2 separate regions of the Homo sapiens genome follow, and region 1 is linked to region 2. Evidence: chromatin contacts called from ENCODE Hi-C or POLR2A ChIA-PET data. All regions are on one chromosome and are shown on one strand. The core of a region is the stretch at or near the end of the contact, and the rest is flanking DNA. Distances in the headings are between cores, read along the strand shown. Region 1 overlaps JMJD1C (jumonji domain containing 1C). Region 2 overlaps JMJD1C (jumonji domain containing 1C).

Region 1 (6,242 bases), core at 3,743-6,242, 210 kb before region 2:
GTCCAATTATTAAGCACTTCTGAATTGCTGCCTCGTTCTTTACAATTACATGCTTTCCCCTCTCTGTCTCTAACTTAGGGTAAGGAGCCATTTGGCTTAATCCACTAGAGAAACACCCATGTGTATAACCACACACCACATCTCCCGGTTATGGTATAAACCCATTTCCAGAAGACTTATGTAAAATGTTTATTTCCTCCATTGTGCAAAAGAGATTTTTCCTATGAACTGTGTAAAATATTCAGAGCTTTTACAAGTTGGAATGAATGATAGAATTGTTATACTGCTGATAAATTTTTATTTGGAACACTTGCTTCTAATCATCTATTTACTTTTCAATTTATTACACTAGAATAAACTAAATACAGTCTATTTCTTTTTATTATATGCCTTTAATTCCAGATAATGGAACAGTTCAGAGTATGGATCACCATACCACTGTGAACAACTCAGATAGTACTATAGTAAAGAATCAGACATTTCAAAGCAAATCTCAATTATGTGACACAAAATAGGCATTTAGAGCTTTTTTTCAATAAAAGAATAAATGAGTACAAAGACATTAAGGCCCAATTCATACGTAGAGCTTTTGATATTATAATTTTTGCTTCTAGACAAGGCCACACATGACTGCAACTAACTCCTTTTATGAATTTAACTGTCATAGTATTTGTACAATAAATAAAACTTCATCCTTCAATTCCATATATATATAATTTACTGGCAATATATAAAACCTAGAAGTTTGAGATTAAGACACTTAGTCAACAAAAAAATACCTAACTCAATGGATACTTCTTCATTTATAGTAAGAACCTTAGTTCTCTAGTAGCAAATCCACAAATAGCTGCTCTAACAGAAAACTGGGGAGGAAGAAAGTAAGAGACAAATACTTGCCAAACATTAATCTCTGATATGCCACCCCCTTAAAAAATATTTTTTTGGAGATAGAGAAATTAACTGTGATCATAAACCACTGGTTTTGTATTGTAGAATTTATATATTTGAATATAGTGGCAATTTCAGATCATAAAATTAAATGTAAAAATTAGATAAAATGTAAGATAGAAGTAAATAAAACATAAAAATTAGTGGAGAAAAAGCGGCTGACTTTTAATTAAGAGAAACAAAAAGGTAGCAGAGAGGAAGACATTCCAAAAGAGTAGATAAGACAAAATCTATTATATCTAGCTTTAATGTACTAAGAAACACACTATTATGTGTATGTGTATATAAAATATATAATTATACATGTATAACGGTGTATGTAATCATATTACATAGTTTAGGTGTAAGCCTAACTCATTCTTTTTGATTGACCATGACTGATGACAATTCTACTAAACAATAGAAAGAAAATAGACATTATTTAATCCATGAAGTAGATAATCCATTAATATTTAGAAGTTCCCTGACTTATGAAAACTCCCAACTTAAAGAACTTTTCTGTGCTCAGGAGACTGAGGCAGGAGGATTGCCTGAGCCCAGGAGTTGGAGGCTGCTGTGCACTATGGTTACACCTGTGAATATCCACTGCACTCCAGTCTGGGCAATGTAGGGAGACTGTCTCTAAAAAATATTTAAGAAAAAAAAAACTTTTCTAGGTAGCCTAGAACAAAAGCAAGTCAACTCTGTCCACAATTAATAGATGACATCTAATATTGACTTAATATTACTTTGGACTTGGTGAACAAATGGGTCATAAAACAGCCTCTCTAAAGCTACATGCTAGTTACCAAGCAGGGGAGATTTGACTAAACATTACAACCTGGGGGAAAAAAAGGCACTCATTCTGGCCCTTTTCTTAGAACTCTTACATGTGAATATGTATATTCGTCTCAAGATGAAAAGAGAATACGTATTTCACTAACACTTAATTTCATAAATTTAACTTCACAAGAGTTTTCTAGGCATTAAAACCTGGAAGGTACCTATCTTTTGTTTTTGTTTTTTAAGTTTTACTCAAGTATCTGAACACCCAACACCAAAGGAAATGTCATATAAGACAGAAGAGAAACAATTAAATTGCTCACACTAAGCCTATTATGAATTCATGGGGGTAGTGAGGGAGAGTAAGGGGAACACATAAGAAAAAGCAACACTGTATATAATCCAATATTCAAGTAAATGGCAGGTATCCTTCGATGTTAATCCCCCTCTCTGTCTTCTGACTATGCTTGCATTTCAGTCTGTCAGTCTCTGGCTCTAGTTGAGTTTGTCCTTTGTTCTTTCACTTTCTGACTGTCCTTTTCTATGATTCCATCCTCCTGTTTTCCTCTCCTTCACTTTGCCTCTGGTTTCCACACAGGCATGTGGGAAAACCTCATTCAGTTAAAAGGCACAAATGGGAGCCTTCAAGCATCCAAGTGCTTGTGAAAGTACTTTGAGTGTCCACATTGTCACAGATATTTCATATATTGTATGTGGATGAACACACGGACATAGTGAAACTAAGTGCTTTCTGCATTGTGCAACATACCTAAAAAGAAATAAGCAAACTGAGAAAAACTACTACTAGAGTAAAATGATATAGAAACACTTTATAGTGAATATTACTGTTAAGTATCTCTTATTTTGTCCAGCTGTTGCCACAAAGGATATATAATCAGTTGTGAAGCTATTAATATGGCAATTCTTTAACATCGAAATGAATACACAAAACCACAAGCCTCCCCTTATGTTAATTTTTACCTATTGTTAAGGACTGTTTGAATGAGCAGCATTAAATAGATAGTAATTTCCATAAGCTTCCAATTTTGTCACCAGATGATATAAGAGTGAAATACAGTCCACATTCATATTACTCTGAAGTAAAATTGGCCCTCCATAACCGTGGGTTCCAAACCCATGGGTTCAACCTACCATGGATCAAAAATACTTGGGGGAAAAAATATTCTACAAAGTTCCAAAAAAACAAAACTTTAATTTGCCATGTGCAGAGTACTATGTTCAATCCTGCATAAATGAAGTGATGTGTAAGCGTTGTGTTGGGCATTATAAGGAATCTAGAAATGATTTAAAGTATATGGGAGGATGTGTGTAGGTTACATGCAAATATAGTCATACACTATTAGGCAATTTCCTCACTGTAGGAACTTCATAGCATGTACTTACACAAACCTAGCTTACAAACCCGTACAGTATTTACTGTACTTTATACTGTAGATAATTGTAACACAAAGTATTTACGTATCTGAACAAAGAAAGAGGTATAGTAAAAACACAGTCTTACGATCTTATATGAGACCACTGTCATATATACATTCCATCATTTTTTGTTTATTTTTTGAGACATGGTCTTGCTCTGTTGCCCAGGCTGGAGTGCGGTGGTGCAATCATGGCTCACTGCAGCTTCAACCACGCCAGCTCAAGTGATCCTCCTGCCTCAGCTTCCCAAAGTGCTGGGATTACAGGAGTGAGCCACTGTGCCCAGCTGTGCATTCTGTCACTGACTGAAAAGTTGTTATGCAGCACATGACTGTACTATGCTATTTTATATAAGGGATGTGCACATCTGTGAATTTTGGTATCCGTGGGGGCGTCCTGGAACCAATCCCCCACAGGTATACCCAGGGACAACTGTAACTATCTTCTAGAAATTTGCCTCAAAATATGTGTATGTGAGCAGAATTTCTTTCCTGACTACATCTTGTTAGAGGTAAATATCTTAGCTGATATTACAAATCCACTTTTGGTGTGACAGCCATAACTGCATTTTGACAATTCTTAGAAATGGCCAAAATTACGAGTAACTACTAAATTCCACGTTAAATTACGCAAATTACCTACAATGACTGTCAGGTAAGATATATATTTCTACAAGTCTTTTAAAAATAGAGGAATAAGTGTTCTCTCATTTCCTCTTAAAGGGTACTTACTTGTGAAATGTAGAAATGAGATCAATGAGCATATACATAAAGCTAAGGCACGCAAATGAAGACAAAGGATGCCTTTAAGCTCACTGATCTTTAAAGCAGCACACTAGTATAGCTAAAACATTCAGCCCATTTTACCTGAGATAAAACAAAGTAACTGACTTACTATTACTGTTGCTTTGCAACTTCAGTTTACTTCTTTCTTTGGCACTCCTGCTGAGAACTCCATTGGGTTTCAAATCTTCTTCTATTTCACCTTTTCTCTTTTGCAAATCATTTTGCTTCTTTTTGTAAGTTGGCTTAGGTTGTCTTTTAGTCCTTTGCTCTGACTTGCTTTCACTTTCATCTGAGTCTCCACTTTCAGAGCCAGATTCATAAGTTCTTTTGGCTTTTCTCCTGTTGACTTTATCATCTTTTACATATTTATCAACTATGATCTTACTATCTACACTATTTTGTATATCACTAGATGTAGAGGCTATTAAGTTGACAGAACATGGCTTAATAATTTCTGATACAGAATTCCCTGAATTTTCCATTTTATTAGTATTTTTATCTTCTTCTGAGTGTCTGGTGAGCCAGGCCTTTTTCAGTTTAGTATGGTAGTTTGGTTGACTTGTCTGGGAAGCTTGCCCATTTCCTACAGAGTTTGCTTTGTTAATTGTACTACAGATTACAGTGCTATCCAGAGGAAGGGAGGCTGAAAGTGTCTGATTTTTTATAGCATTAGGTTCAGTCTCACTGGCATTACTACTTTTATACTGAGCTGCAGCCAATGCTGCCTTGTGCTTTTTTAAATGGATAAAATCAGTTGTGCCTGAGAACCCAGAACTGGGTTGAACAACACTTCCTGTCTTACTACTGGCTAATGTAACTGGTGCTGTGGTGCTGACCTTGCATTCTTGTTTTTGAGCCACTGGCTGACTGACACTTTTTGAAGATACACATTCTGATGATGTAGAGGCCAAAATGGTATTTGATAAAGAGGAAATTACTTCTGAACCACCCCAGCTGGAAACACTGGTAGTATCGGCAGCAGATGTGATTACATCCGTTTTGGTATTACACATCGTATTTACAGCAGACATGACTGAACTGGGAACACTGCCCTGTGAGACAGCCTGAAAGTTTTTTTCAGATTTTGTGTGAACACTGTCTGAATTCACATTTGGCAAAATGATTCTTCCAGTTTCTCCGGCTTCTGCTAGTTTGAGGCAATCTGTTTTATGTGCCCCAGCTGAAGATCTTTCACTAACACGATCTTTAGAAGCTAACTGCATTGCTGGCATACTATCAGTTTTTGTACTAGAAGATGGACGCACAATGACAGATGCCATAGCAGCCTGTAACTTTCCGCTGCTTTTCTCCACATGCCATTCAGTTTTCTCTTTGCTGAGGTTATTATTAGGTCTCCACATCTCCGTCAAACTCTGTTCTGAAGAACTCTTAAAATTTGCCTGGGAGTCTTTTGGTTCGGGTATTAGAGTTGGAGGCTTCTGTGATTCTTGAACTTTACCACCAGCATTTACTGGCATCACCGGAGTTAAAGTTGGAGGGGAAAGACTACTATAGCTGCCTTCCTTTCTTTCCAGGCTGTGATGGATTGGTGGGTGAAATACTGGTGCTCTATGTAATGCAGGCATACTGCGGAGTGTATTTGTAGAAGAAACTGTCAAATGGGTAGGACTCCTACAATCATTTCTGAAGGTTGTTACTGAGTGAGATGCAATCTGATGTGGAAGATGTTCTGGTATCTTGCCTACTAAACCTTCACTTTCTGGTTGGTGTTTAATCAAAGGTGGAGGCTTTGAAAGAGATGTTATAAATGAAGTCAGAGTTTGAGGATTAGCTGCTGCCGCTGCAAGGGCATTACTCTGTTTATCACCGTAAATATTTGAAACTTCTTTGGATGGGTATGATCTTGGTGGTTCATTGACCACACTATTAGACAATGTAGTGAAATAGTTACTTTGGGGTAAACTCTGAGGCACTGAGTGCTTCATTTTATAAAGATCTGATACTGAGCGTTCTACATCCATATCTTGTTTGATGATATGGCTTTTAGGACTGGAAGATGATGATGCCACTCTGGAATAATTCTCTCTCTCACCCTCAAGTCCCTTGATTTTAGTTGTAAAGGGAGCAACATCAATACTTTCTTGAAGAATTCGACGGTGTTCCTCTTTGTATTTGTTTAACCTCTCTCCAGTCTCCTGGGGTGGCCTCTGTAACTGATTTAATACTGGATCCACAAAATGCCTATGTAAGTGACAATCTTTTCCAGTCTGTGACCTATTTAGATCCAGGTCATTTTTGGCTGATGTGGATGCAACAGACCGTAATGGTTCCATAAAAGCTTTTCTTTCT
Region 2 (6,168 bases), core at 1,799-4,298:
TGAGCTCCAGCTATTTGCCCACCTCAGCCTCCCAAAGTGCTGGGATTACAGGCTTGAACCACCATGCCCAGCCAAAAATGTGTTTTTTAAAAACATGAAGAGCTATGTACAACTGACCCTGGAACAATTCAGGGGTTGGGACTGAGGACAGCCCGCCCAGTCGAAAAGCTGAATGTAATTTTTGACTCCCCATAAAATTAACTGGTAATAGCCTACTGTTGACCGGAAGTCTTAACAATGACATAAAGTCAATTAACAAATATTTTGTATGTCTATTATATACTGTATTCTTACAGTAAAGTAAGCTAGAGAAGTTATTATGAGCAAGAGAAAATACATTTACAGTACTGTACTTATTGATTCCTAAATTTCTGTTCTATGGTATCATTCGAAGTTTGCGAGATTGCACTAAACAACATTAAAAATTATGCAAGGACTGCGAGAGATCATTTCTTATTGCAATATGGTATTTAGTGGAGAGGTCAACTACTCACATGGAGATGTCAGCATCACACTGAGTTTTAAGCAGACATTCGCAACATTTGAGTTCAACACAGTAAAAACAGGAGGTGGCTAAAAACCTATCACAGCATGTACTAAAGTTAATTTTATGTAGTTATGAGTTAATACTGCATCTTTATGTTTGTTTATATTTCTCTCTACTGTAAATAGTGCCATGTCACGTCTCTGTGTGGGTAAAGTTCTGATATTTTAACTTTTTAAATAGATTTGTGTATATTTTATGGTAGCAAATGATAAAACTAAGATGTACATATATTTTATGCATTTATGACATACCTAACATTTTCTAAATTTTTAAAAATATTTCTAGGCTACATGGTTCATCTATGAGTTTTTTCAAATTGCTGCAAATCTCTAAAATATTTTGCAATATATTTATTTAAAAGTATCTGCATATAAATTGACTCTCAAAGTTCAAACCCACATTGTTCAAGTGTCAACTGCACAGAAGAATAGTGTATACGAGGGATGATATTGATTTAATTAAAATAAATAAGAAAAAGCCGAAACACAAAAATAGAGTATATCAAAACAATACCACAAAGTAGTTGCTAAATAAATTCCTATTGAAAGACTAAGCAGTTCAGTGTTACCTTAAGACAAGCCATTTTAATCAGGCAGACAAAGATATACAACACAATTTATAAATTTTAGAATGGTCTCATCTACAAAAGCGTATGTATATGTGTGTTATCTCTTAAAGAGGTAACAGGAAAAGAGGTCAAAGACAAGCAACCTTCATTATTTTGATGAGACAGAACTGTTTGGACTTTACCTGGTCTGCTGTTGAGTATCAAAAGAGGTTATTACTCTCTTTATGTTTTGCTACCTTAAATATATGGTATTCATGATAAATTTACCTCTGTTAAATAACATTCTTAAAATTTATGACATATTATAGTTTAATATGTGTAGATTTTAAGACAGGTTTTCTGAGCAGAATTACAAAATAGAGACATAATCTCATATTGGAGGAAAATTGTGGGCAACTACTGGGAAGGAGGAAGTCTTAGATTTATTCAGTAAAATAGTTTGCTAAACTTCTTTCTGGTGGGGGAAAGATTCTTCATAGCTATCTTATGCTGCCAGGTAACTTTTCTTCCGTTTAGCTGAGACAAAAAACGGTTATCAAGCGATAAGATAATGAAAAAGTATTTTTTTCCTTGATAAGAAATACTAGAAATCTAAATAAAGCAAATATTTTAACTTTAGGAAGTATTTTAACTTTTCTCCCTGGATTTTTCTGTCAATTCAGATTATAAGCTGAATGAAAGAGTCAAAAATGTTTGTGGTAAAAATTAGAGAATTTCAAAATTGCTAACACTGAAAAATACCAGATAAACCAAAGATAAAAGGTTCCTTGATTCTATTTAAATGTGAAAAAGAACCATAGTGAAGAGTAACTGATACTGAAAGAATGAAAAATACCTACTTTTACAAAGACATTTGGATTTCTTAAAAGTATGCTATCAATACTTTTTTTTTTTTTTTTTTTGACACGGAGTCTTGCACTGTCGACCAGGCTGGAGTGCAGTGGTGCGATCTTGGCTCACTGCAAGCCCCACCTCCTGGGTTCATGCCATTCTCCTGCCTCAGCCTCCCGAGTAGCTGGGACTGCAGGTGTCCGCCAACACGCCCAGCTAATTTTTTGTATTTTTAGTACAGACAGGGTTTTACTGTGTTAACCAGGATGGTCTCGATCTCCTGACCTCGTGATCTGCCTGCCTCGGCCTCCCAAAGTGCTGGGATCACAGGCATGAGCCACGCACCCAGCCAATACTGTGTATTTTCTAGTATTAAACACTAAGAAAACTGAATCTACTAAACATTCTTAGTAAACAGTTTCTCTTTTTTTAACCTTAAAATGTATATTTTAGTCTGTGTATTATATATTCTCATTTAAAAATATCAATTTAGAGATCTCAAGTCTAACCAGAATCACCATAAGGCCAGAGTTTGTTCCCCGTAATTTTCTCAACTCTCATAATGTGAGCACCGTGCTCAAAAGGTAACTGTGATTCCAGTTACTGACATACAAGAAAAATCGAGATGCAAGAAAATCAGCCTATCAAAATATATATTAAAAATTTATTCTGCTCCGGGCACAGTAGATGATGCCTGTAATCCCAACACTTTGGGAGGCTGAGGAGGGTGAATCACTTGAGGTCAGGAATTCAAGACCAGCCTGGCCAACATGGTGAAACTTCATCTTTCTTTGCTAAAAATAACAACAACAACAACAACAAAACTCACCGGTTGTGGTGGCAGGTGCCTGTAGACCCAGCTACTCGGGTGGCTGAGACAGGAGAATCACTTGAACCCAGGAGGCAGAGGCTGCAGTGAGCTGAGATCAGGCCACTGCACTCCAGCCTGGGCGATACAGCAAGACTCTATCTCAAAAAAAAAAAAAAATTATTCCAACACTAGAGAAAAAAAAAAAACTGTCCTGGATGAACTGACAAACAATAGGTTGGTATTCCCAACAAGGCCTTAAAAGTGAACTGAATTTAAGTGCATTTTTGCTTTATGTGCTGTGCCAACTTTGCAATTTAATCCTCTTCAGGATACAACTCCACTGACTCTGGAAGTGACTAAATGTTAACAGTATGACTTTGTGTAAACATATAGTTACTTAGAAAACCCCACTTAAGAATAAAATTTTTCCTTATATAAAATGACTTTACTATTAATATATAATATCACAGGTACTACGTATCAGATATACCTCATTATGATTAAATCTTTAAATTTTAGTGTCATTATTCATTTAAAAGCTGCCAGTTTACTAAATTATATAACCCTTCTCCATCTAATAAAACCTTATCAGAAAGTACCAATATGAAAGATTAACTATTATGTGATATTAATAAACAGTTATCAATTATGCTTCCTTCAAAGCTTTTATATATCAAAATATGAAACTAGTTCTCACTTGTAATATAACTGGTATTACAAACCATTAGTTCAATTCATGTGGATTCAGCAAAACTTTATTATAGGTGTTTGATTTTTAAATTTTAATTTAGCATATTCTTAGAACTACTGATACTGAACATGACCTTTAAAAAAATCTTTTTATTTTTGTAAGGTGATAGGTACACACAGCCAAAACTTTCAATCATAATCCTCTGGAAGAACTAATTCAGTATATAAACCTAAGACATACAAAACAGTTACAAAACTGTAAAATGAAACTATGTAAGATCATGTTCCTTAAATTTTCCTTAAAATCGTCTCATAACCTAACACAATGAAAAACAACTGCAATGCCCTACAGAAAATAAGCACCTGCAGAAAAAGATACAGTCTGGCAACTGCTGATACTATCAATTCATCACTTCATTCTTAAACATTAAGGCAACTCCTTCCCCTTCCTGTACGCTCAATCCATGAAGTTGAAGAAAACAGAGCTTACAGTGTTTTTGCTGAACTCCCACAACTACACAGCTGAACCCCCACAACTACACAGCTGAACCCATTTCATTCTCTAAAGAAATACTGTCCTTCAGAGAAGAGGCTTTAAAGTGGATTCATGCAGTATCCTGCCCTTAGCGAGAAGTTCCAGATAGGATAACTTCTCTGTGATGCATTTAACCCCTATCAAAAAGCCTCTATTAAAAAATAAAAAAGCCAACCAAAGACGATACTTGCGATTAAATAACACTAAAATAAGAGAAACTTATAACAGTGTTTAAATTGTTATACATGATCATGGAAAACATGATCATGGAAAAAATAACACACATCAAACCCTAATAACAATTAACTACATAGCCGAAGACATTTTAAATCTCAAAGTAACACATAATTCACAAAACAATCAGCATTTATCTTAGTTTTTTTTTTTTAATAATAAACATTTAAAAGTCAGCTGAATTGCAATCCGTAATTGCAGGAAAAATCTATCTCATTTTATGCATGTTTTTCAATGTATTCTTAATATTTTAGAGAGCATGTGATATTATAAAAAAATAATTTAAACATTTCTTTGGCATGTTACTAAAGCATGAAAGGCCTGTCAAGTAACAAGGGGAAAACTGTCTTTTTGGCTGATCATGCTGTGCTGGCAATTTCTCAAACATCTGCTAAAGGTCAGATTTCCACTGCATGGAACCAATCAATGGAATTATACAATTCTCCTACCACTTTAAGAAGCTAAACAAAGAACACTATTTTACATAAGTAATGAAATATAACTTAGCTTTGTAATAAATTGTAGCAAAGCCACCCCCTTATCACAGAATTCACACATTTTAAAAATGCTTACAAAATTCTATTTGCTAAATTTTAACCTGTTTACTGTATTCATCAAATATGTATACAAAACTCTAATTTTCCTTTGGTAAAAACTAAACAATTGATTTTTCAATTTCACACTGCAAAAAGTGCTGCATGTTCAAATAAAATTTTAAGGATGATTTTAACAATAAATATTTATCATTTACTAGTCTGAAAACATCTAACAGTGGGTCACTAAGAATACAGAATCACTTTGCAACTAATTCACATTACTAGGTGACTGAGTTTACACAAGAAGTTACATTGTTAAAACTAAACTTGTCACAGGATCATACTGATTTCTCTGTGATCAAAGTCACTGACGGCACCTACTTTGAAAAAATTTTTTACCCAAACCATCTTGAAAATATTTCACAGCCTACAACTCAGGAAACTTGCCCAATTATTTAAACAAGTAATTGAATGCAACCGGTTATCAAAGAATTGGAAGTTAAATATGTTAAGAAGCATGCTCAATGTACATACATAGATGACGTACTACTATATTGGGTTTTTAAAAGCAGAAATTAAATTAAAGCTCAACTTAAAATGCTTTTTCCTTCAAAGTACCACCCTATGTAGTTAAATACTCAAATTGCTACCAAACTTTTAGTATGTATATTATGGCTATAAAGTGATGATAAAGATTTAAAATATGCCCCTTTTTATAAGCCTGCCCAATTACAAATGAACAATTTTAAATTCTGGATTAAAACACTTTGCCCAATGGCCCTCATAAAATTAGTGGGCAAAATCTGAAAAATCAAGTGACTACACAGACTTGTTAAAAAGCTTAATGTTAACATTTTGATAACACAGTAATCTTGTGCCTCATTTAAAAATATGGTGAAACTGACTAGGAAATGGATGGATACAACTGTCTCTGTGATTATGCTATATTCTACAGAAGTTCCATCATATTGTATATGTTAAATATTTCCTTCCAAACAATGAAAAAATAGAGAATTTACTTCTAATGAAACTTGTATTAAGAAAGTTAGGTCCTAAACAATCCACTCCCTTAAGGAACACTGCAAGGCAACTGGAATAAGCCAGTTATTGTCAACAATTAGACTGGTATCATTTTCCTGTGTAACATAGACAAGTTTTTATTTTTCAACGAACTCAACTATTTCAGGTCATAATTTTGCTCTAATAAACCTAATGACTTTATAGAGGCTTAAAACTTAATTCTAAAGAAAGATCAACATTGAGACTGCATTAAATATTTTCCAAAAATATTCTCATCATAGAAAGATAAATAACCTTTAGCTTTTAAGGGGCCTAAATCAAAATCATATTCTGTTTTATTGTGTTACAGCAGTAGCTCAATAATTTAGGTATGCATCAGAACCTAATTGAGGGCTT

The links. A loop is a pair of places that touch in the nucleus more often than their neighbours do. ChIA-PET counts read pairs that join two places held with the same protein, here RNA polymerase II (POLR2A). Pooled maps may share reads with other maps.
Region 1: a map of chondrocyte shows a loop between it and region 2 (2.7-fold over the local background). The contact joins two enhancer-like sites. A Hi-C loop is called at or near these places in 3 of 168 maps with a recorded cell type or tissue (CD4-positive, alpha-beta memory T cell, chondrocyte and naive thymus-derived CD4-positive, alpha-beta T cell), 1 of 37 single-sample maps with no recorded cell type and 6 of 50 pooled maps. POLR2A ChIA-PET finds 5 or more read pairs at or near these places in 5 of 52 experiments (Caco-2, RWPE1, T-cell and 2 more).

What each region holds. Positions count from the first base shown.
Region 1 is chr10:63,202,554-63,208,795 of GRCh38, forward strand. It overlaps JMJD1C (jumonji domain containing 1C), which reads right to left. Exons shown (of 26, transcript NM_032776.3): 10 at 4,042-6,242. Among named protein-coding and RNA genes, the nearest start is that of NRBF2, 72 kb to the left of the region's middle. RefSeq lists a silencer at 3,822-4,022. Within about 2 kb of position 4,993, at least 18 of the 41 ENCODE cell types and tissues checked have a DNase peak (open chromatin) inside an H3K27ac peak, as active enhancers do; they include endothelial cell of umbilical vein, where a contact is called at or near this core.
Region 2 is chr10:63,411,988-63,418,155 of GRCh38, forward strand. All of the region lies in intron 1 of JMJD1C (jumonji domain containing 1C), which reads right to left. Among named protein-coding and RNA genes, the nearest start is that of JMJD1C-AS2, 16 kb to the right of the region's middle. Within about 2 kb of position 3,049, at least 2 of the 41 ENCODE cell types and tissues checked have a DNase peak (open chromatin) inside an H3K27ac peak, as active enhancers do; they include endothelial cell of umbilical vein, where a contact is called at or near this core.